Linked DNA regions of Mus musculus: region 1 is linked to region 2. Evidence: chromatin loops called from intact Hi-C (ENCODE). Cell type or tissue: gastrocnemius. All regions are shown on one strand. Links, peaks and the distances in the headings refer to the core of each region. The heading gives the core; the rest is flanking DNA.

The links. Peaks named below come from ENCODE experiments on the same cell type or tissue, not always from the same donor. Only the 100,000 strongest peaks of a DNase experiment are listed, where the experiment ranks them.
Region 1: it touches region 2 in a loop (8-fold over the local background); 32 of 42 quality-filtered maps call a loop at or near these places.

Annotation. Positions count from the first base shown.
Region 1 is chr2:49,309,394-49,320,357 of GRCm38, reverse strand. Mbd5 (methyl-CpG binding domain protein 5) reads right to left here. Exons shown (of 17, transcript NM_029924.2): 16 at 6,633-6,708; 17 at 3,289-3,970. The coding sequence ends at 3,899. It also overlaps the pseudogene Ap2m1-ps. Among named protein-coding and RNA genes, the nearest start is that of Gm25215, 84 kb to the left of the region's middle. In gastrocnemius, for the core only: a CTCF peak has its summit at 7,059 (motif pointing right); a DNase peak (open chromatin) is centred at 7,055; H3K4me3 peaks cover 843 bases; H3K27ac peaks cover 280 bases.
Region 2 is chr2:48,902,225-48,913,500 of GRCm38, reverse strand. It overlaps Orc4 (origin recognition complex, subunit 4), which reads left to right. Exons shown (of 14, transcript NM_011958.4): 10 at 853-939; 11 at 3,207-3,315; 12 at 3,987-4,082; 13 at 4,168-4,235; 14 at 7,902-10,676. The coding sequence ends at 8,090. It overlaps Acvr2a (activin receptor IIA), which reads right to left. Exons shown (of 11, transcript NM_007396.4): 11 at 10,237-11,276. Among named protein-coding and RNA genes, the nearest start is that of Orc4, 41 kb to the left of the region's middle. In gastrocnemius, for the core only: a CTCF peak has its summit at 4,444 (motif pointing left); no DNase peak of the experiment used is centred there.

The sequences.
Region 1 (10,964 bases), core at 2,965-10,964, 400 kb before region 2:
ATGGAAGGTCATTATGGTTAACAACATATTATCACCATCCTAAGTGAAAAATCAGCTCATGTGGTCTGAGAATCTTCAGAAACCTTACAGAAGGTGAACTGTCAGCCTCAGCTCCTCCCACACTGCCATGCTGTTACAAAGTAAGAAGGCCACGTTTACTTTAAAGACAGACACAACAGAACTCCCAGTAGGGGGTCTTCATAGATGACTAAACATGGCTCATGATATTATATGGGATGAGTGTTCTTCAAGTATTTCCATTCAAAGTGTATCTCAAAGGTATGTTCCAAAAAATGTCCTTTTAAATAGATTGTTAAAAACAAGTCCTGGGCTGCCTGTAATGCTACAGAACAAATCACACAAGGCCTTCTTAGTTAAGTTTTCCTCATTGGAAATAATCTGTTGAAGCGACTTAAATGTGTAATTTATTCTATATGTGTTTCCCAGAACTGTGAAGGGGCAGGAAATATATTATATTTCCTTTGGTAGTTAGGACCATTATGTTCTGCAAAGGGAAAAAAAAAATCATTCTTTCCCAATGTTTCTTTTTTTTTTTTCTTTAAAAAGGGTTATTTTAGGAAATAAAAATTTTAGTAACGTAGAAGGGTAAGTTCTCATTTAAAAATAATTTGGCTTCAATACTACAAAGGAAATGGCTCTATGGAAGTATGAGTTACCAGTTTTTTAATTGTAAGGTAGATATAACATTTTAAAAAGTGTCACAGCTTTGCACGACCCAAAATCCTGACAGTATTTACATTCCCTGCTTATCTGAAGCCATGGAAGTGTACGAGAAAGAGGAAGCCCCGTGTGAACAGGCTCAGCCTCACTGTGCACCCGCAGCAAAGCCACGAGCAACTGTGAGGTCACGGCAGAGACAGATTCATAAGGTTTCCTGACGCAAAGTATATCATGGTGCGCATGGAAATACACAAAGAAGGGGTGGCCGAGTAAAGATGGAAGGGCAAAGGCTGACTCGTCTTTTGTACAGCAACAGGTCACACATGCACACCCACCAGGCATACAAACACGCCCGTGTCTATCTGAGAATACACACAGCTATGGACACAAACAAGATGAAGCAGGCTGATGCAAAACAAAACAAAACAAAACAAGACAAGACAATAGTTGCTTAAAGAGACCAAATATATCAACCTGTAACAAACACAAGTCCATTACATGACACAAGGCCTTCTTAGTTAAGTTTTCCTCATTTGAAATAAATGAGGAAAATTACCAAAGGAAATGTAATTCATTTCCTGCCCCTTCACAGTTCTGGGAAGCACACATAGAACAGACCACACACGAGACTCTCCCTCTTGATACTCATCTCACCTTCGCAGAGGACAAAATGAACAATGAACGTACCATGGAAGGAAGTTCTGATGCAGCTCTTTGCATTCCTCCAGGCTTGAAGATAAGGGTCAAGGTGAGGACAGAACAGACACCAAGACACAGAAATATCTGAGAGGAAATCTCTGAACTTTGCTATCAAAAGTGAGCCTGGTGGAGGATGTGTGTGGTGGCACACACCTTTAATCCCAGCACTTGGGAGGCAGAGGCTGGAGGATCTCTACGTATTCCAGGCCAGCCTGGTCTACATAGCAAGTTCCAGGATAGCCAGAGCTACATAGAGAGACCTTGTCTTAAAAAAAAGGGGGGGGGGGACCTGGGTGGTGTGTGTGTGTGTGTGTGTGTGTGTGTGTGTGTGTGTGTGCGCTTGTGTGTATGTCCTGTGTACTCTGAGCTTTGTCTCTTTTATCTTGAGTTCCTGGAGCACTGTTACCTGATGGGACTGTGGAGTTTAGGAGGAGGAGGGTTAGAAAGGAATAGCATCTTGGAGTCCAGAGCCTGGTAGGGGACAATGTCCCAGCAGCTGAGGGCAGGACTAGAGGACAGCCAGTGTTCGCTGGGGTTTTGGATGGAGGCTGATTCCAAGAAAGAGGGATAACAAATTCTTTCTTTTGACAATCTCTAACTGAGGCTGTCTGAAATTTTGCTTATGGCACCATCACGCACAATACACTGTCCTTGGTTATTGATCATTACCCTGTACTTTATGCGCTCAGTTTTAAGTCTGTATACTTGTAATGGAGTAATTTTCTATATTTATTTCACATTTCTCTTATTTAATGCAACATAAATAATTTGCTTAATAAGACTCAACCCACATATTTCAGCCACATTAATATATATGCATATATAAAAATAATCTGTGAATGATATAAATAATTCTTTAAATAAAATAAATCTGATATGTTACATAATACTAATAAAAATTACCATTGCTCGTAATTTTGCAAGCCACTTTCACACTTCTGGGTAAATTGGTACTGACGAATGATATAAAATGTGGTTTGATTTATGTTTCCACTCTGAAAAGGAAAAACTGAACTGTCATCATCCTTCTGTCTGTAGATGGTTTCAAAGTATCGCTTCTGTCTCCACGTGTAGAAATGAGAAGTTTTACCAAGTTTTACTTTGTCAGATGTTGTATGCAAAAAACCCCCAAACAAACAAAATCTGATTCTGAGCATCACTGACAGAAAACGATCAACAGGTAGCCATCAAAGACTTACTAAATAAATGATTGAGTAAAGTAGTTCATCTAAGTTTTTTTTTTTTTTAAATTTTATAAAACCTATTCTGTTTTAAAAGTGCCCTGAATGGGAGATCCATATCACCTTTCCAAGGTAGGAAAGGGGGTGGAGAGATGATAAGACCAGAGGCTAGGCCAGTGTGCTCCGCACGTGTCAGGACCATCTCACCCATGAAATCACTGCAGCTGTGGTTATCTGCACAACACACACACACAGAACTGAGCATATCACTGCTTCCCCATGGATGGTGGAGGGGCCCACATGGCCCCACTCCACCTGAGTGACTGTTAGCAGCTAATGATTGCTTGGTAGCCTCCTCGTTTTTCCTCCTGGTGTAGCCAGAGACTAGTTGCCCTTGTGCTGTCAGTACAACCCCGCCACCCCCACATGTTCTGATCAAGCTCTGCAGGGCAGGCCCAGGGACACACCAAAGCAGGAGAACACTTACTGGCAAGAGCGAGGAGATGAAGGAGCAGGTGGAGGAGTGGAAGTGGCTCAAACTCATTATAGAAATGTATAAAACTGTCAAAGAATAACGATGCAACAAATGGTTGAGGTCCTGAATCCTTGATTTAGGCTCACGAGCATTTCTCTCTTCAGAAATTTGGAGACTTCCTAGATACCCAAAACTCAGTCTAGTGTTTCTGGGCCGTTTAAAGAGACATTATAAATGAACACTCAGTGGTGTGCAGTGTATGCCATGATGTGTGTATTACATCACCATGCCTTTCCTCTGCCATTAAATACAAAACCAGCATCTTTTACATTATCATAGAAAAGCATTTAGGTTGTATTTTTATTTATCACTTTACACTGGTAGTCTCTGGTAGGTGTACTCCATAGAAACCAAAGATTTTTGTACACTATTTCTTTGTACAATAAAAGATAAAGTGTGCATTAAGTATGCTTGTACATGACAATATTGTACAATATTTACATTTCTAATATCGCCATGAAATTCTGTATTTTCTATATACAACACTGAAAATTCTCCAGAAACATTTGGACTATTTCTTATAATCACAATTTTAGTACAATAGAAAACGTTCTCAGCGATCACGTGACCATTTACCGCTTTGTTCATACAGGGATTTTGATTGTTGTTTTGCTTTTGACATTCATTTTCCTTCCTGATCAATGCTTGTCTCCATTGCTGTTCCCTTTAGGGCCCTGTGGTGGTGGTAGCTATCTGCCGTAGATTACAGATTGATCTAACGGTGGTCATATCAATACCCACATACAGGTGTGTCTGTACATGCTCCTTTGATCAACACTGTGTGTCAGTGGAACAGTCTCTGTTATCTGGAGATCTTCCTCCTCTTGGGTTTGGGGGGCCTCATTTGTCTGTCACCCTGTGGGATTTGGTGAACCTGGAAATAAGGTTGGGGAAAAAACAACAGCAAGATTGGAATCACAAACACCATATGACTTCTGACAAAGAAATAGGGCAGAAAACAGTCTGATTCACTTTCAATCACTATATCCTGAGACACTTTATAAAATATCATGAAGACCTGAGTCTGTGGGAACACTGCCTCAAAAAGGGATGGGAAGCAGTAAAAGACACACCCAGAAGACTCCACTCACCAGGGGAGCATGTCTGAGCCAGCAGAGCTCCCTCAATCAGCTAAAACCAAGTATTCGTTTGTTCTTCTCCTAACACCCCTTGTTTCATAACTGCTACAAAGTGTCAAAGATCAGAGCAGCTACATGTAGCTCAGTCCAAGGATGTCTGTTCATGAGAAGAATCAGCATGGATGTTAGAACATCACTGTCATTCACCGGCAGGTCTGAGTTTGTGTAAACTGGGGAGAGTAATTAATAGAACGCAATGGTATATACTAATAAAGGAACTAGAAGCATTTAATCCCGTGTGTCACATTGAGAAAGGGTTGGATGGTACTAGATACATTTTGAGGAGCAGAAGGCAAACAATCAGATCTTCCAAGTTGTAACATGGCTACTGATGTCAGAGAATAAAGTAAGACCCAGAAGGCAGAGTAGAGTAGCTGTGTGTTAAACAGCTAGTATTTGGAAACAAATGCACTGTAATATTTACCAATTCCCATGGTCTAAATACTTCTATCACAGATGATTTTAGCCTACTAACATGATGTCACAGGACTAGGAAAACAATCAGTTGGTTTAACTATGTGTTTAGAATATAATGTTTAAGGGTTGGAGGCTGAGTTAACTGTAAGTGCTTTACAAATATGCATGAAGCCCTAGATTCAATTACCAACAATGTGCCAATTAAAATAAAGTTTAGACAACACCAAACGTTGTTTGCTTTTAGTCAAAGGTAAAATTCTTTTTACAAATAGTATTTAAAACTTTAAGATAATGCTCTGAACTTCTCAGACTGCCTCTTTCTCCGACCCTTTTCCACACATGTTTTTAAAACAAGCACAAATTCAGAAATGAGGAGTTATGTAATTGAGGAAAGAGTCTTTATCCACAACAGCAAATTAGTGGTTTGTGGATCAACTATGGCCTGAAAACCTGTTTTACTAGCTGTAAACAGGTTTGTGTGTAAGTGCTTTAATACCTTTGAAACCACTGTAAACATGAGAAATTCTAGATTTTGGTTCTCAAGAGAGTTGAGGCAACTCCAGTGCCCCTTCCCACATGGCTCAACTCTGCTCAGTGCAAAGGAGAAAGCACGTCTGAAGAATACATTCCAAGATGGCCTCATTAGGTACCAATGCCTGGTGGCACAAAGGCCAAATGCCCCAAGGTAGAGAGGCATGAAATGAAGGCCAACCCATTTTCATATTTTTCTTGGGAAGGTAAATCATTAACTGCATTTCCACACCCACTTGAGTTGAGGACGTCTGAGCTCATAGGAGCTACACTGACATTTCTTCATGCCTTCTCTCGTTACTATCAAGCAGGACGCAAAGGATATACAAAGATGGGGTGAGCACATCAAGGTCTCAAGGAGCGGTGGGCACTCCACAAAGAAGGGATCTAGGTCTGGAAGTGGCCAAGTAGAGTTACACCTTCCTCTGCAGGCACCAGAATCAAGTGAGCCATGGCCTATGTTTCAACAGGCTCAGCAGCAGGCACATTTTTGTTGGCAACTCTCAATTCTAGAATTGTTGCTCTCATTCCTGATCCTCTTTACTGACAGACTACACACACACACACACACACACACACACACACACACACATGCCTGGTTCTAGAGGATACTGTAGTTGATGGCTACAAGTTTACCAGGAAACTTAGGTTTCCTGGCAAAATCCAATCATAGGTTAGATTAACACATGTCTATGACCTGTGCCAATGGCAACATCTTGAGGCTCCCTAACTGTTACCCATCATGAAGCAGCCAATGGATGGGTTGTAAGTTTCAGATGGCCTAAGTAAATGGCTTGTCATTGCTATGCAGCCTGAAATAATGCTTATTTTAAAGAGATTACTAACATTATATTTATGTGTTTGAGTCTGTATGTGATGGAGAGAGAGCTTTATACCTCTCATCTCAAACTAATGGATGCATAGGTCAAACAAAGTGTGAAGAGAAAGCACATCTCTTCCTTAATCATGAGATTTACAGTTACTAGTAACAGAAATATGCACAAATCATCTCAATTTTAAGGTAGCAGAAGGAAAATAAGAAGTTAATATACTCTCTAAATTGACCAATCTTTTTAATCCTACTTTTTTTTTTTTTAATGTATGGAGTGAGGTTGCATTGCTGAATATTTTGGCTATAGTGATGGTCACTGCAACTCACAGTCAAACTCAGAAAGTTGGGGTTGGGACCTCACCATACTGCTGCTGCCACTTAATGAACCTTTTTAAGAAAACAAAAGTTACTTATCTCAGAAAAAAAAAATCCATAGCTAATACAGGCTCCCTTCCCTTAAATTCTTTTCTGCCGCCAGTCTTTTGCTTGCCTGGCAGTTTAGTATTGCTATGAGAGTTGCTTTACAATGTTCAAGAGATTTTTTTAACAAAAAAAAAGTGTTAATGCAATTTATTTTCAAAGAAACTAGAATAATGGAAAAAAATAAATTGACTTACAGTCCCAGACATTTTGTCCAGTTCGCTCATGGCCTCGTGAATAGCAGCTTCTAAATGGTTATTTAGTTTCCCACTTCTGGAAGCAATGAAAACAACATACCAAATTAACAAATTAAAGAAACAAAAGCCTCAATTTAATTCCCTAATCAGAAGACAAAAATATCAATTCTACCAGAGAAAGTCAATCTAGATTCACATCTGGGAAGTTCAGGCGATAGAGCATCGTCCTGGGGTTCCCAGCACTGAACGCTAACCATTAAAGTAACACGGCCGCTAAGGTTAGCACAGGAAGTCCCCTCCACTGTGTGTTTCTTCTGCATTTCATGAAGAGGACTGGGTCAGGAGCTCTGTGGTCTCCAAAGCTGTGCTTCCTACCAGGAAACAGGCCGTGGCCAGGACACCGAGGCTGAACTGCAAGTTCTGGCCACTAGGGAGCTCCCTCCACCCTTTCTGGATCATCTCAGCTAAGCACAATTGAGCAAAACGAAAGCTACATTTTGGTGCGTGGCTAAGAACAGCTTATTACCTCGTTACACCTGAGGCTCGGAGGCTGGTTTCGCCACAGTTCCCTTTAAACCGAAATGACGTGATCCTTTCAACAGACACACAAGGACTGTCTCAGAAGCTTCTGACTATTGCTTTCCGATCAGCATTCCATGAGTAACATCCCATATGTGCCATTTTTAAAAAAACGATATCGATGAAGCTGTTGTGCCGGTTAGGACAGTCAGGCAGTTCTCTGTGGCTATACATTCTTTGCCTACCCTACCTTATTTCTCATGTACATATGTAAATCTTACGCCACAATCTTCTAAATATGCAGGCAATCTGCTAGCATTCATCCCATCAGGACAACTGACAGGAAAGCCCTGAAGTCAGGAAACTCCTATAGTGAGCTATCTGTTACCATGGCTTCCCAAGAGTTAAGTCCTATCTATCTATCTCGGTGTCTACATGGAGGTTGGAAATTTGCAGCCGTGGGAGAAAACGCACGTTAACTTCAGTGTAATGCCTTCAGGTGAAGTCTCTCCACTTACCACAGTGTTCCCAAGGCTTTATCCACTATAGAAAACGACCTGATAACTCCTCTATTTTGTTTTCCCTGTGCTTTACAGACACTTAGTTGTTCATCTTTGAGTATTACACTTTTAGGCACACCATGAAGGCTCCACATATTTGCTAAGTGGATTTGTCCACAGTGAACATAAATGGTCCTATATCTTATTAAAACAACTGTGCAGTTAAGTCAGTTCTATTGGAAGGATAGATCAACCTACTAACTTAAACCAGTTGTAAGGACACTACCAACAATTCCCTCCAGCATGCTCTTAATGATCTTCCCCACCCTGCAAATGCAGAGAAGTTCAGGGAACAAAGTAATCCCAACATACCCACTCTCCAGAATGGGTTGTTAATAAATGACATGTTCTTATTAAGTATTCTTTTAATCAAAAAGATAAATCTAGTATTTCTACGTGGTCACTATTCTCAGTCACACTCACTCCCCTATGTCTCCCTAGCTCATGTTTTATATGATACACCATGGACAGAATCGCTTTATGTACTTATACATATAAAAAGCTGTCATGATACACAATTCATCTGTTCCTGCTCCTGTATCATCATCACCATCACCACCACCACCACCACCATCATCACTACTACTATTTTGAGATAGGGTCTTGCCAATGTCGACCTGGAACTAACTCACAATGCTAGGATGGAAGGCATGCATCACTACATCAGTGTTCCTGTATCTTTATTTGGGACATCATGGTACTTGATATAAATCTTTCATTCCTTCTCCCCAGTGCATGGCATTTTTACATATATACCTCCTGCCATTCCAGGGTTAGGGAGCCCTGCATCTTTTAGTGTGAGTCACTGTGCTGTTTGTCCAGGGAGGAGTTTGCTAAGTGTGATCCCCGGTGGCTGAGAGGAAACTCAAGTCCAGGTCTCTGGAACCATCTACGTTTGGCTATTTGGTGAGAATCCTGATGAAGTCATCCACAGGGAAACTGCCCAACAACATCACACTTCTGCAGTGCATTCAGTAGGTTTATCTTTAATCTGTCATTTTGACTGAGACACAGGCATTTAATTTTTTCAAAATTAAAAAAATTGTACTTATGTTGTTTGAGTGTCTTGTTTACAAGTATGTTTGTACAGCATGAACATGCCTAGTGTTGGGGTGTTGGATGCCCTGGGACTGGGTTTATAGATGGTCGTTAGCTTTCATGTAGGTGCTAGGAATTGAGCCTCAGTCTTCTAGAAGAACAGCTAGTGTTCATAACTACAGAAATATTTCTGTATTTCAGTCCCCGTATGTATTTAAGTGTCAAGGATATTTCATTTTTATGTATTTTGATTATAACATATTATGGATTAAAATAGACTACACCTAAATAGTTCTATTTAGCTAAGAAAAAAAAAGATTAAACATTTCATTTAAAAAAAATCCATCAAGGAACCTTGCTCTCTTCCCTTGAATCTCTTTAAATATATATATAAGTAAATATTCATATTATTTATTTATTTATGAGTATATAAGCCATATATATATATATATATATATATATATATATATATATACACTTATTTATTGATTGATTGATTCTGTGTACGCGCCATGGTGTTGAGATCAAAAGACCAATTATGAGACTTGGTTCTCTCCCACCATGTGAAACCCAGAGCTGAACTCAGAAAGCATCTTTACAAAGCTACAGAGCTTCCTGCCAGCTCTCTATTGAATTTTAAGAGCAAAAGTACTTCTTATTTATTGAAAGGCTTATATTTGCGAAGAATTGTGTTAGATCTTTATGTGTTGTCTCATTTAATCTTCAGAACAATCTCATGAAGTAGGTATTATGACAACTGTGTGTATATAGTACTTCATAAATTTTTACATGAAAAGGTAAAGTCCTTTATCATTATGTAATTCAAAGAATATGTATTTAACTATATATAACTTTCCAAGGTATAAGCCATAATTTTTTTCTATGAAGGACATAGTAACATGACCAAAGTACAAAAATGATTTAATAACATTACTTGTTGAATACTAAGCTAGAACATTAGAAATTCATTGTCCACCTAAGTATTACAAACAATATTTGCAAAAATACATGCAACCCAGTGAAAGGGTTCAGTTTGTAAAAGTACTTGTTGTCAAAGCCTGATCACCCGGGTTTGATTCCCAAAACAAATGTGGGGACAGAAGCGAACCAACCCCACAAGTTGTCTTTCGACTGCACATTTGCCATTGCACGTGCATGTGCCCCCCCCCCCGCCCCGTTCCAGACAAATAGTTAATTTAGACTAAATAGCACAGTGCTGCATTTATAGTGAACTTAAACAGGTACTAGATGGAGAAATGACTATTTTTGGAAGGAGAATACACAGATGTGGAGCATGAAGTTATTTGAGGATATCATGAGAATGAAGATGTAAAGACATTTTTCCAGCTGTCACATCTACAGAACGGTTTCCACAGTATTCCTGCCAGGGACAAGTGAGCTCAAGAGAGGAAGAGAAAGAAAACTTCATGAGTTCATAAAGGGAACAGTCAGTCACATTTTGGTTTTCTAGTCTTGAGAGCCCTCCCCCCACCCCCTGTGGTATCTTTACTAGTATTTTCTATTTCCTGCTGATATTTAATAATAAACATTTTTACTAATGGACACTCTAAACCCTAATTGATTAAGCAAGACACTCATATGATCACATTTCTAGTTATTAATGGAGATAACTGCCAATTCTCTTCTCCTTTGACTGTATTGTCACATACTATCTTTTTTTTTTTCCACTCTATTGTTTATTGGGTTTGTAACTGGACAAAGTCACACGTGTACAAAACGAAGCTCATACTATCCCAAAGCAGAGTGGGGACTAACGACTGGGGATCTGTTACTGGCCTTTGGGGAAGCTCTGAGGTGAGGGGTAGTCAACCTTCCCACTGCAGAGGTGTGGCCACAGGGGTAGAGAGAAGAGGAGAGCACCTGGCTTTGGTCACAAAACTCAGGGCCTGGCGCTAAGCCAGGACAGACAGACGGAAGAGAAGCCTCAAAAACCACCCTCCCAGGAAGCCAGGCACTACCTGACCAGTTCCACTGTGGTGTGGCTGGTTCAGACTTATACTCAGGGGCTATTGGAAAGGAAAGGCAGCAGAGCAGGACGGAGGAACGACACTGGTGAGTGGTCACTAGGGGTACTTGGACCTGTGGGAAGGGTGGGTAGGGAGGTGGGCCAGCTGCAACTAGGCAGCTAGCAGCGGGTTTCATAAATGCCACTGCGGCCAATGTATCGCACCCATTTGATGACATCATGGTCGCT
Region 2 (11,276 bases), core at 994-8,993:
ATTTCTGCATGCATGTATTTCCAGAAAAAAATTAACTACAGAGAGAAGACCTATCCTAAATGTGGGTGTCACCATTCCAATGTGCTAGAGTTCCATACTGAATGGAAAGGAAAACATGAGCTAAGAACTAGCATTCATTTTTGCCTCCTTCCTGACAGTGCATATACACTGGCACATGCTGCCTTAAGCTCCTGTAATGGTACCTTCCCCTCCATGCTGGATTGTACCCTTCAAAAGTAGGACCAAAATAAACACTCCCTTAAGCTGCTTTATTGTGAGGAATGTTTAATGTATACAGCTTGTTTTCTAGATTGTTGTGGTATCTTGTACATTCTTACAGGCTTTAGTGTGTCATTTTTCACTGCTCCTTTTTCTGTCTACCACTCTATAACTTCTTGACCACAGCTTACTCTGCACAGATACTCTGCCCACCCCCATAGTTCATCATTCTCAGTTGTTGTTTCCTTTTCAATGAAGGCTTCATCAGGCAAGTCTTCTGTGAATGTCTGAATTCTCTCCACAGTTGTAATGGCCTCTAGTTGGGCTTTCTTTTTTCTTCCTTTTCAATCCCTTTGCAGATAGCTGTGCTTAAGGTATATGATGACACCGTTTTGTTGTCACTGTGACATGATCTTGTTTCAGCTCATGTTCTTATAGCTCTTCATAATTTCCCCACTATATTCTTGTAACTCCACTGTTTTCTCAAATATTAGAACTCTTATTCTCTGTTGTGATTTGTGCTACATTCTTTTCATCCATCTCACTAGTTTTGACTATATAGTTTCCCCATTATAGATTGGGAATTTGGGATCAAGCTATGTTTTCGTTGATTTTGTTGTTTTTGTTTTTTAGTGTCTCTCTGAAGATTCAACTGTGCTTGAAGTCCTACAGAAACATTTCAGTGTCAACAAAAACTTGCAGTCATTACACATGCTATTGGTTTGTACTTTTACCTAATCTATGAAAATAACTTATACATATTATGGATGATTTTTTTATGTATAAGTACATACGTATTATGCCTATTTTGCATATAAAAACTATACATATTAATGGACTATCTTATGTTTTGATACATTCATTAATAATCTGTATTAACATTTTGAAGTGCCTTCAAACAGTTTTCAATACTAGCTAGACTATTTCAGCATTCCCACCAATAGTATGTAACTCAAGAGTACTACTTATATCTTGATATAAAACTTTGAATCTTATAGATGCATTTGAGGAGAAATGTCTTATGTCCTACATTAATTATGCTGGTATTTGAAGATAATGCACAGCTTACTTGTAGAGTTCTTGTTTGGTTATTTTCATTGATACTCTGTAGTTCTCCAGCAGAGATCCAGAGCAGTACTTTAACTGTATCATTCTTAAGCATCTCACTTTCCTTTAAAGCAGTTGCTTTATGATTAGGATTTTTATTGTTACTGCATAAAAATGTGATTGGGCTTTTTTGTATGTTAATTTTATGTTCTTCATTCAGTTTTGCTGAACTCTCAGACTTGTAAAATTAGATTCTTTAGGATTTTCTGTGGACACACTCAGATTGTCTTCTAGGAAGGAGGTGTGTCTTCTTGGTCCCTTTGTAGTCTTTTCTTTTTTCTTCTTTTCCTTCCCTTTCTTTTCCTTTTCTCTTTTCTTTCCCTTTCCCCCTTTCCACCTTTCCTCCTTTCTCCTCCTTTTCCCCCTTTTCCCCCTTCTTTTCCCCTTTTTCCCTTTTTTCCCTCTTTTCCCCTCTTTTCCCCTTCCCCCTTTCCTTTCCCCTTTCCTTCTTCCCTTTCCCCTTCTTCTTTCTCCTTCTTCCCCTTCTTTCACAGCAGGTAAATGGCAAAGCTGGATCTCCATTTAGTCTGTTTTAATCAATCTAATGGCATGTCTCATAATTTTCTACCATGGTATCTTTACTGATTCTTATTCCCCACATCGGCTTTTACTAAGGAATGCTGTCTTTCTCTAAATAAACTTCCTATCTCATTAGTTTAATTCCCTTCTACCCATCAAAAGTATACTGTCATTTTTAGCAACTTGGCTATAGTGAAGTTATGGATTAAGAATCTTTATGTATCCATCCACAAATAAAGATGCATAAACAACATTTTTTTTTTTTACTGCAGTCTTTTTTTATCATTACAAAAAATAAAAAATGGCATGTGTTTATCAACAGGAAGTGAGGAAATGTGAGTAATTACAAAGGAGTATAATAGAAAATGAATGAACTAGAATTGAAATCTAAATGTGGATTAATTCTCATTTTCATTTGAAGATAAGTTCTAAAACTAGATTGCATTGGTTATAGAACGCTTAGAAATTAAATTGTGTTATCTATTAATACCTGCAGTATAGAGTTTATAGTTTATAAGAATATATTAATATAAAGATATTGACTATTTTATGTGGCAAAAGGTGCAGTACACTCAAGGCCACTGTGCACAACTCTGTAACAGGTATATTTTAAAAATATAAACGTGGAATATTATATATAATTCTGTTTTGTTTTGTTTTTTTTAATGTAAGAAATACCTTACAATAAATGGAAAAAAATAGAAAACAAAAGAGCCACAAATGGTCTGAGTTTTAACTTGTAGAAGAGTGAACTTCAGGGATTCCCAACCTCTTGTCATTAACTGTAAAGTATCTGAAGTCCCCATTTAACCTGAAGCTGTATGTTTGCTACATCTATCTATCTATATATTGCTACATAATACATCTACTACACCTACAAATTCTAAATTCTTGTATTCCAAATACAAATCGTTAATTGAGGGTAAACTTAGTACTAGAAGGTGATGTTTGCCTAAAGAGAACTAAATGAAGAGGATAATTGTCTAAGTTTATAATTGTTTTCAAAATTAGTAACTTCTAAACTGAACTTACCTTTACATGTTTGTAAAAATCTGTATAAAACATAGCTATTCTTTTAAGGTGTGTGATATTTGATTAGTATTCTTTCAGTTTTTTTCTTATTAGACTTTTTAAAAATGTTTTTTCTTTTGGAGAGTAATAAATTTGATTCCAATGCAAAGTAGTAGAGAAAACAGCATCTGAACTAAGTCATTGCTACATTTTCATGGAGCAAAGTTTAAGGTTATTTACCTAGTTTCTATCTTACAAGAATAAACTATAAGACATTAAATAAGATTGTTCTAAAATATCTCCAGAATATTCAAGTAAATAAGTACTTTTTAAAATACACCTTTCTTTAGATGCTTGCTTTAAATCGAGTAACCGTATCACACCCATTTATGACTTCAGCAGATCTGATGGAGGCACAGCATATGTGTAGCTTGGATTCTAAGGCGAATATTGTACATGGTGAGAAACTGCATTGCTAATCTTTCTTTTGATGTTTTGATTTTAAAAGTTCAGATTTAGATGTTTTCTGAGATAATGAGTGTTGAGCATGGTGCTCTGTATACAGAATGCTTTTTATATACAACTTTTAATTGATACTGTAATAAGTATATTATCACTCTTTGTGTTCTGCATCCCATACCACATGGGGAGTCCAGGTAGGACTATTGTTGATGTTCTCCTTGCTTACCCTAAGTGCTATTATATTTGTTGACACTTGCTCATTTGCATTCACTATCTCTTTTGAAATATAAGATATATTTTAGATCTGTTTTCCAGAAATTCTCTGCATAAATGCTTCCCAAAGGCCTATGATACTTGAAATTACATGATATTCACAATATTTGCTGTTTGTTGTGGTATCAAATCTTTTCTACTTATAGCACATTCCTTGAAGTTTAGAAAAAAAAATCCTTATGTTGTAGATCATCCCACCCCTAGCAAAAAGGCCTTAAAGTCTAACAAGTTAAATGACTCGTGTTTTTATAGATAATAGTTGTTGGAATACCTTTAAAAATAGAGAAATGCTGACCTCTACCCTTCAAAACCTTGCGTTATTTTCTAGATAACAGTTTGTTTAGTGGTATGAACCCTTGGCTGAAACTCAGGAGTCCATCTCCCTTTAATTCTAGGTCTGTCAGTCTTGGAAATCTGTCTTATAATAGCAATGAAACATTTAAATGACATATATGAAGAGGAGCCCTTTAATTTTCAAATGGTGTATAATGGTAAGATGAAGTGCATCATTTTCTTGTTGGTTTCTTGCCTTTTTCTTATTTGAAAGTACTAATGTTCTCATTGCTTACTCTGCAGAATTTCAGAAATTCATTCAAAGAAAGGCCCATTCTGTTTATAACTTTGAGAAACCTGTGGTCATGAAGGTATGGTTTGATTTGGTTGTATTTTTCATCAGATCCAGCGATTTTTTTTTTTTTTTTTTAACTTGCTTCAAAACTCTTTGAACCCTTGAGTATTTTATTATAGGAATTTTTTCAGCAAAATGTTATAAAATGAACTGCTTCAATAATTCTGTAGCTAGCCCGTTTTACAGTTTGTGAAGATATATTGCCCTCTGCTGTCTGTTCTTAGCACTTGCCCACTGAAAAGGAACTAACCCTCTGCAGTCCACAAGTTGGCAGTTACAAGATGTCAAGTTTATTATTTAGGGTAAGATGTCAGTTTACAACTTTAAAATGACATCCTAAAATATACTCCTTCACTACAAAGAAAATGTAAATCTCATATAATTTTACATTTTCTATAGGCATAGGAAATAAAGGTCAAAAAATTGTAACAGTATAACCCAATTGATGAAAAATATTTTCAAATTTATGATAAAAGTATTTCCTGAACTATTTTCCTTTGTGTCTTTAAAATTTGGTATATTTATAAAAAGTTACAGCAGATTCCATTTTAGTAAATGTACATTAGAAATTCATTCTTTTAAACTCATTTAATATGTAGCTAAAAAGACTGATTTATATTTTAAAATTATACCAACTATATTCATTTTTCTAAGTAATTTAGTCTAAGCACTTTAAGCTTATATTTATTTAATGGAAATTAAATTAAACAGGACACATTTCGAGGTCCTGTTTGTCCAGTGTTGTTGGCACAGTGTGGTTCTGGGGACCATATGGAAGCAAAGGCCTTTTTTTTTTTTCTTGTAAAGCAATACAAGCTTGGGCCTTGGGTATTCCTTGTACAGCACAGCTAGAACTTCATTTTCTGTAGCAGTTGTTAAAAAGTGAGCAGAGTCTTGTATTCAGGCCACAGCAGTCCTAGCATCCTGAGGGTAGATCCTTCTCATTGTTGCAGTTTTGGAAAGGGCATCTGCACGTGTCTGGGAATAATTTGTAGATGCTCTTTGTACATTTTAATGCATCTTGGAAATATGTTTTCAGTGTTGTTAAGCTACACCTGAAGAATTTAATATTTTCTCATTATTCAAGGTTTTTTCCTCCCAGTAAGAATTTTTATGATAAACAGAATATGTCCCAGTGATACTTTTCACAGGGAACTGTGAGAATGCTCAAGAATCTACTTCAGTGTGTCCCGATTCTAATATTTCATCAGAGTATAGTTTTTCCTTCTTGTCTTATTAACATTCTTAAACAATTATTAAGTGATGCATGAGTTGTAGAGTAAGAGGAACCAAACAATGAAGAGCTCCATTAAGGTGCTAAGAAGACTGGGGGTTAAACAAACATGGTCCCCTGTCCCACCCCCTGGTCTTTGCAATCTTACAAGGTCCTTTGCTTACATGATGAGCCCAGTAGGCTTTTTGTACTCTAGGGTCTTTCTTACCTCTTGTACTATAGCTGTTAACTTTTATCTTTTTAAAATTTTATTTAATTTTTTATTGAAAGTAGTTATTTTCATGCATCTATCAGTCATGGATTCCCTTCTTTCAGATTCTTCTCACCCACGAGCCCCTCTTTTTTCCTCTCTCTCTCTCTCTCTCTCACAAAAAGACAGGCAAATAGAAAAGAAAAGCAAGAATAAAACAGCAAACTAACAGCAGAAAGAGAAAGAAAGAGCATCGGTAGAAAGCATTCACACAGGCACACAAAAAGAACCCGTGAATACAAAATTGGAAGCCAGAATACATAAGCTAGAGAAGAGAACGGTACGGGAGAAAATGCTGAAACAAAGCCATATGAAACTGACCCCTACACATACACACACACACACACACTAAATCTTTTGGGTTTATTTTGTATTGGCTATCCTTAATCCTTATGGTCCATATCCTTAAGTATAGTTTGTATACCCAGAGAGATTGGAGAACTATTTTCTCCTTTGCAAACAATTGTAATTGGAGGTAGCTTCTTGGTTAGAGCAAGGGAGTCTAATTCCCCATCTCAACACTTGAGACCCCATCTGGTTTGGACAGTGGTTTTGCCTCCTTTTTCACAATTCCCCATCTCAACACTTGAGACCCCATCTGGTTTGGACAGTGGTTTTGCCTCCTTTTTCACAATTCCCCATCTCAACACTTGAGACCCCATCTGGTTTGGACAGTGGTTTTGCCTCCTTTTTCACAATTCCCCATCTCAACACTTGAGACCCCATCTGGTTTGGACAGTGGTTTTGCCTCCTTTTTCACAATTCCCCATCTCAACACTTGAGACCCCATCTGGTTTGGACAGTGGTTTTGCCTCCTTTTTCACAATTCCCCATCTCAACACTTGAGACCCCATCTGGTTTGGACAGTGGTTTTGCCTCCTTTTTCACAATTCCCCATCTCAACACTTGAGACCCCATCTGGTTTGGACAGTGGTTTTGCCTCCTTTTTCACAATTCCCCATCTCAACACTTGAGACCCCATCTGGTTTGGACAGTGGTTTTGCCTCCTTTTTCACAATTCCCCATCTCAACACTTGAGACCCCATCTGGTTTGGACAGTGGTTTTGCCTCCTTTTTCACAATTCCCCATCTCAACACTTGAGACCCCATCTGGTTTGGACAGTGGTTTTGCCTCCTTTTTCACAATTCCCCATCTCAACACTTGAGACCCCATCTGGTTTGGACAGTGGTTTTGCCTCCTTTTTCACAGAGTTTCCTTGATCCTTGAAGTGGAAGGCTCTGATGAAAAACTTCCATTTAGGACTAAGTGTTTGAAGGTCTCTCATTCTGCACATGTTCCAGTTGTCTCTATTAGTTCCCATCTGCTTTACTGATATCTAGGCAGCACACTGTTCTATTGGGATATCTAGCTGTACCATCTCATTCCAAAGTCTTATCAGATTAAGGTTTTAAGATCAAACTAATAGACAAAGGACTGGAGCTACAAAGCTCAGGTGGAATCCATGCTGAGCATAAGTAAGATTTAGGTACAGTACTAATCACCCACCATTGGAAAAGTCCAAAAGGAATCTATGATATACAGTCTGCCTAGAAACAAAACCTCATGATTAAGGTTCAGGTAAAATTAATATTTGCCTGATTTACATTGAGCATTATGGGGACATATATCAAAACATGTTCTCCAAATGTACAGTTCTTATGGGTTTGATAAACTTGTGTCTGAGGGTGGGGTAGGGCTATTCTGTTTAGTGGTGCAAGGTAAGCACTTTATCCTGCTGAGCTCAATTCCCATTCCTAAGGATGATTGTTAACTCTATTGGTGACCTTTCCATTCTATTCCTTTTTTCCTCTGTGTGTCATGAGCAAAGTTGGAGTTTATTAGGAAAGAGATTTTAGCGTCAGATCTGCCCTGGTGACACACAGTTTTAATCCCAGCACTTCAGAGGCAGAAGCAAGTGGATCTCTGAGTTGGAGGCCTGGTCTATAAAGCAAAATCCAGGACAGCCAGGACTATACAAGGAAAGCCTGTCTTCAAAACCTTAATGGATGGGCGAATGAAGAAAAGATCTGAACATAAATTCAAGTGTGAATGGTAGAGAGAGTACTTAGGAAAAAGGCAGTTCAGATGTGCTGATTTCTCCTCCCTCTTTTCCACCTGCCACTGTTTCACAGCAATAACTATCCTCTGGGTTTAACACGTGTCCCCTTACATCTAAGCTTTGTCTTTTCTCTTGCAGGCATTTGAGCACTTACAACAGTTGGAATTAATAAAACCCGTGGAAAGAACTTCAGTAAATTCTCAGAGAGAATACCAGCTAGTGAAACTACTTTTGGATAATACTCAAATTATGAATGCTCTACAGAAATACTCCAACTGCCCTACAGATGTTAGGCAGTGGGCAACATCCTCACTAAGCTGGCTGTGAAGATTTTAAGTACATTTCTGTGAAGACCTTAAAGTACTGTTCTTTATTTAATAAGATACGCTACTACATTGCTTTGTTTATAAATAGTTTATGGGAAATTTGCACTTAGTATGTTTTGAATAATGACCACGCATGGACACAGTTTCATTAATTTAAATTGCACCACACAAGTAGCAGTTCATAAGAATAAAATGTGCTTATTTTACGCATGGTCCATAAAATGATTTGATACTCTTTTAAAGTGTATGTGGTCCATTAGAAAGGTTAATTCCAACAAAGCATTTAGTTTACAGATCATAATCCTAAGCAGTCAGGAGAGAAATACGAACAGAAATTACATGAGGAATATTCCGGCTAGATTAGGCGCCTGTGGATATTGGAGTTGGGTTGATTTTCCTGAATTGGTTCCTATAGGATCCTCCAATTTTGGATCTTCTACAGATCCCCCAGTGTTCTAGTTTAGTAAACTGGCCCATTTGGGCTGAAGAACTTGTGTGGAAAGAGTCCAAACAACTCATCATTTTCTTCTCTGCATATCTCACCACAATTGTAGGATTTTTTTTTCCATGTACATTCTTTGTATATGTTCAGAAGGGATCAAAATTGCCATCTAACAGGTACCTTAAAGGATTCCTGGGCATCTACTTCCACAACTAATACGTATTCCACAGTGTTGGCTGTTGGCTTCAAAAAAAGGAATTCTCTTAACATGCTATGTTGGTCAGCGTCCACCTCCTAAGCTCATAGGCAAAACTCACAGGTTAAAATGGAATTTAATCTCAGAGATCCTTTGTTCAAGAATATTTGATTGCATATTTAGTTGTAGTAAGATTTTATAAAATACATAATCCTTTGTATGTGCAGTTTGTAAAGTATCTGCAGAATTAAATGCTCTTATTTACAGATCAGAAAACTAACACCAGTGTCAGGATCACAGTATGGGAATGACTGATGTGACCTTGAATGCAGCTTGGTTTGACTGACATTAAAGCCAGTGTTAAAAACTAAAGCTTAGCAACAAATGTTTTACTATTTTTACAGGATACTGTAAGGAATAATTTGACTTTTAAGAAATCTTAAATATAAATTTTCTGTGCATTAATGTAGTACCTCATAGTTAAAACTTTCTTCATTCACAGCCTTTCCCTTTCACAGTAAAACATGCTTAGCTTTCTGTGTCTTTCTTTTAGTCATGATAAAAATGAAGCTGTAATATCAAGGTCATACAAGTATAAACATATATGTCCAATTTTTAAACTACTTCCACCTTACAAGTTGTTCAAAATACATTATTAGATAATTCTAAAGTGAGAAAAATTAGATTCTAAAACACAAATCACAAGAACGTTTGATATTGAAGTGTCTGGCTTTAACATGTGATTCCACAAGAGTAGAAGCAAGAAAGGTATATACTTTTAGGAGCCTAAAAAACATTTCCAAACTAGCCCAAGCTATCTCAACTACAGGAGCGGAGGGGGACGAATGATTGTGAACACAAAGTCTGACTTGAAGATTCTCTGCAATGAAGAGAATTCATTCATTCACTCTGCTCAAGACTCCACTGGGCCAAGAGATGGAAGAACAAACAAAAAGGACTTTCCATGTAGCCTTCCTCCATGTGGCCTAGTGAAACATGGATCTTGTTTAAAAGGCATCTGATTTTATGCAGACACGTGTCTGAAAAATTAAAATCCATTGTCCAAACTTCCATACATTAGGTAACGTCTTATAATGTAAGGACATGGTATCCACTGCCCTAAAGATTTAGACATCCATCACAGACTCTGCAGTGGTGTTTCTACTCCAGTGAGGTACTTTCTACCATGGTGTGCCTTTTGCTGTGAGTGACTTAACAGTGCAGGTTCTTGTTGCCTTCACTGTTAACCCTGAGAGCACATAATCTGATGCATGTGTGACTAAGAATAAGCCTATGGTCATGGGCAAGAAGGGCCAACATAGACACTTGGGTAGAAATACAGTCTGATCAAGCAACGGTGTAAGGAAAAGTCCCTAATTCACAACCTCCTTGATCTTATGACCCTTGAAAACCTCAAGACCGAAGCCTGACCATAAGTTGGAAAGCTCTCATTACCCTCTTTAACAACATAAATTCATAGCTAAAGAAAAACTGCATGTGCAAATAATACCATATTCATTTTTTATTTAACATGGGGATGGAATGGGGATAGCATACATTTTATTTGTACAATATTTAACAATCACTTATTCAAGGTGGGATTTTATGGGGATTTTTTTCATTTTTAGCTTTCTGTTAAATACTTGCAGAAAAAAAAAATAGCAAGTACAATATGACAGTAGTACAACAACCTGTGCCCAAAACACTGACAAGAAATACAGAGTAAAGCTAAAATAATTGTTTACCAATATTTTGAGAGGTAACAAATAGGGAGATACGGGTTGAGACTGCATAAAAAACGTACTGCTGGTTGAATATCTGAGGTAAATGATGTTTAATCAAGATGCTACTTGTATCTTTGTCCATAAATTGTAAATAATTTTATGCACATTATACCAAATCTTCCTAAAAAGTAATTTTTCAAAAAAGTAAAAAAGAGAAACTGGAAAATATCTGATGAAGCATTTTTTTTTAAAAAACAGTAATCATTCTATTCCACTAAACTACCATCTATCTGGTGAGGAGTTTGGTTTTGTTTTGTTTTGTTTTGTTTTTCCCAACCATTTGAATTTTACTTAAATGTGACTTAATTATTAAGGATAAGAAAAAGGGTCAGAAGCGATGTTTTCATAATTGTGTGTGATACATAATTCTGTCTTTAAGTCCAAAGGTGTTTGTTTTTTGTTTTTCCTGGTTATATTTTTAGAATATTACCATGAAAGATAGTGCAAGTTCATGGGACCAATAATTGTGAGGCACAGTCTCTGTTCTGGAATTCACAAGGTACCTGTAATAAACATCCAAACAAGAGTCACAAATCACATGCTAAAACTCCTAGCATCTAAAATACATACAAGATCTGTGCAGGGCATAGATAGACTTCAAATAAATTCAAACACTGGTTACTCCATCAGTCAGTCCTATGGCAGTTGATCATAAAGCATTTCTCACATGGGAGATTTGGGCAAGGTAGAGTAAGAGCAGCAGTTCTGGTGGGTATCAGAAAGGCAAAGTACAAGACATCGTGAGCACCATACACATGAAGATAT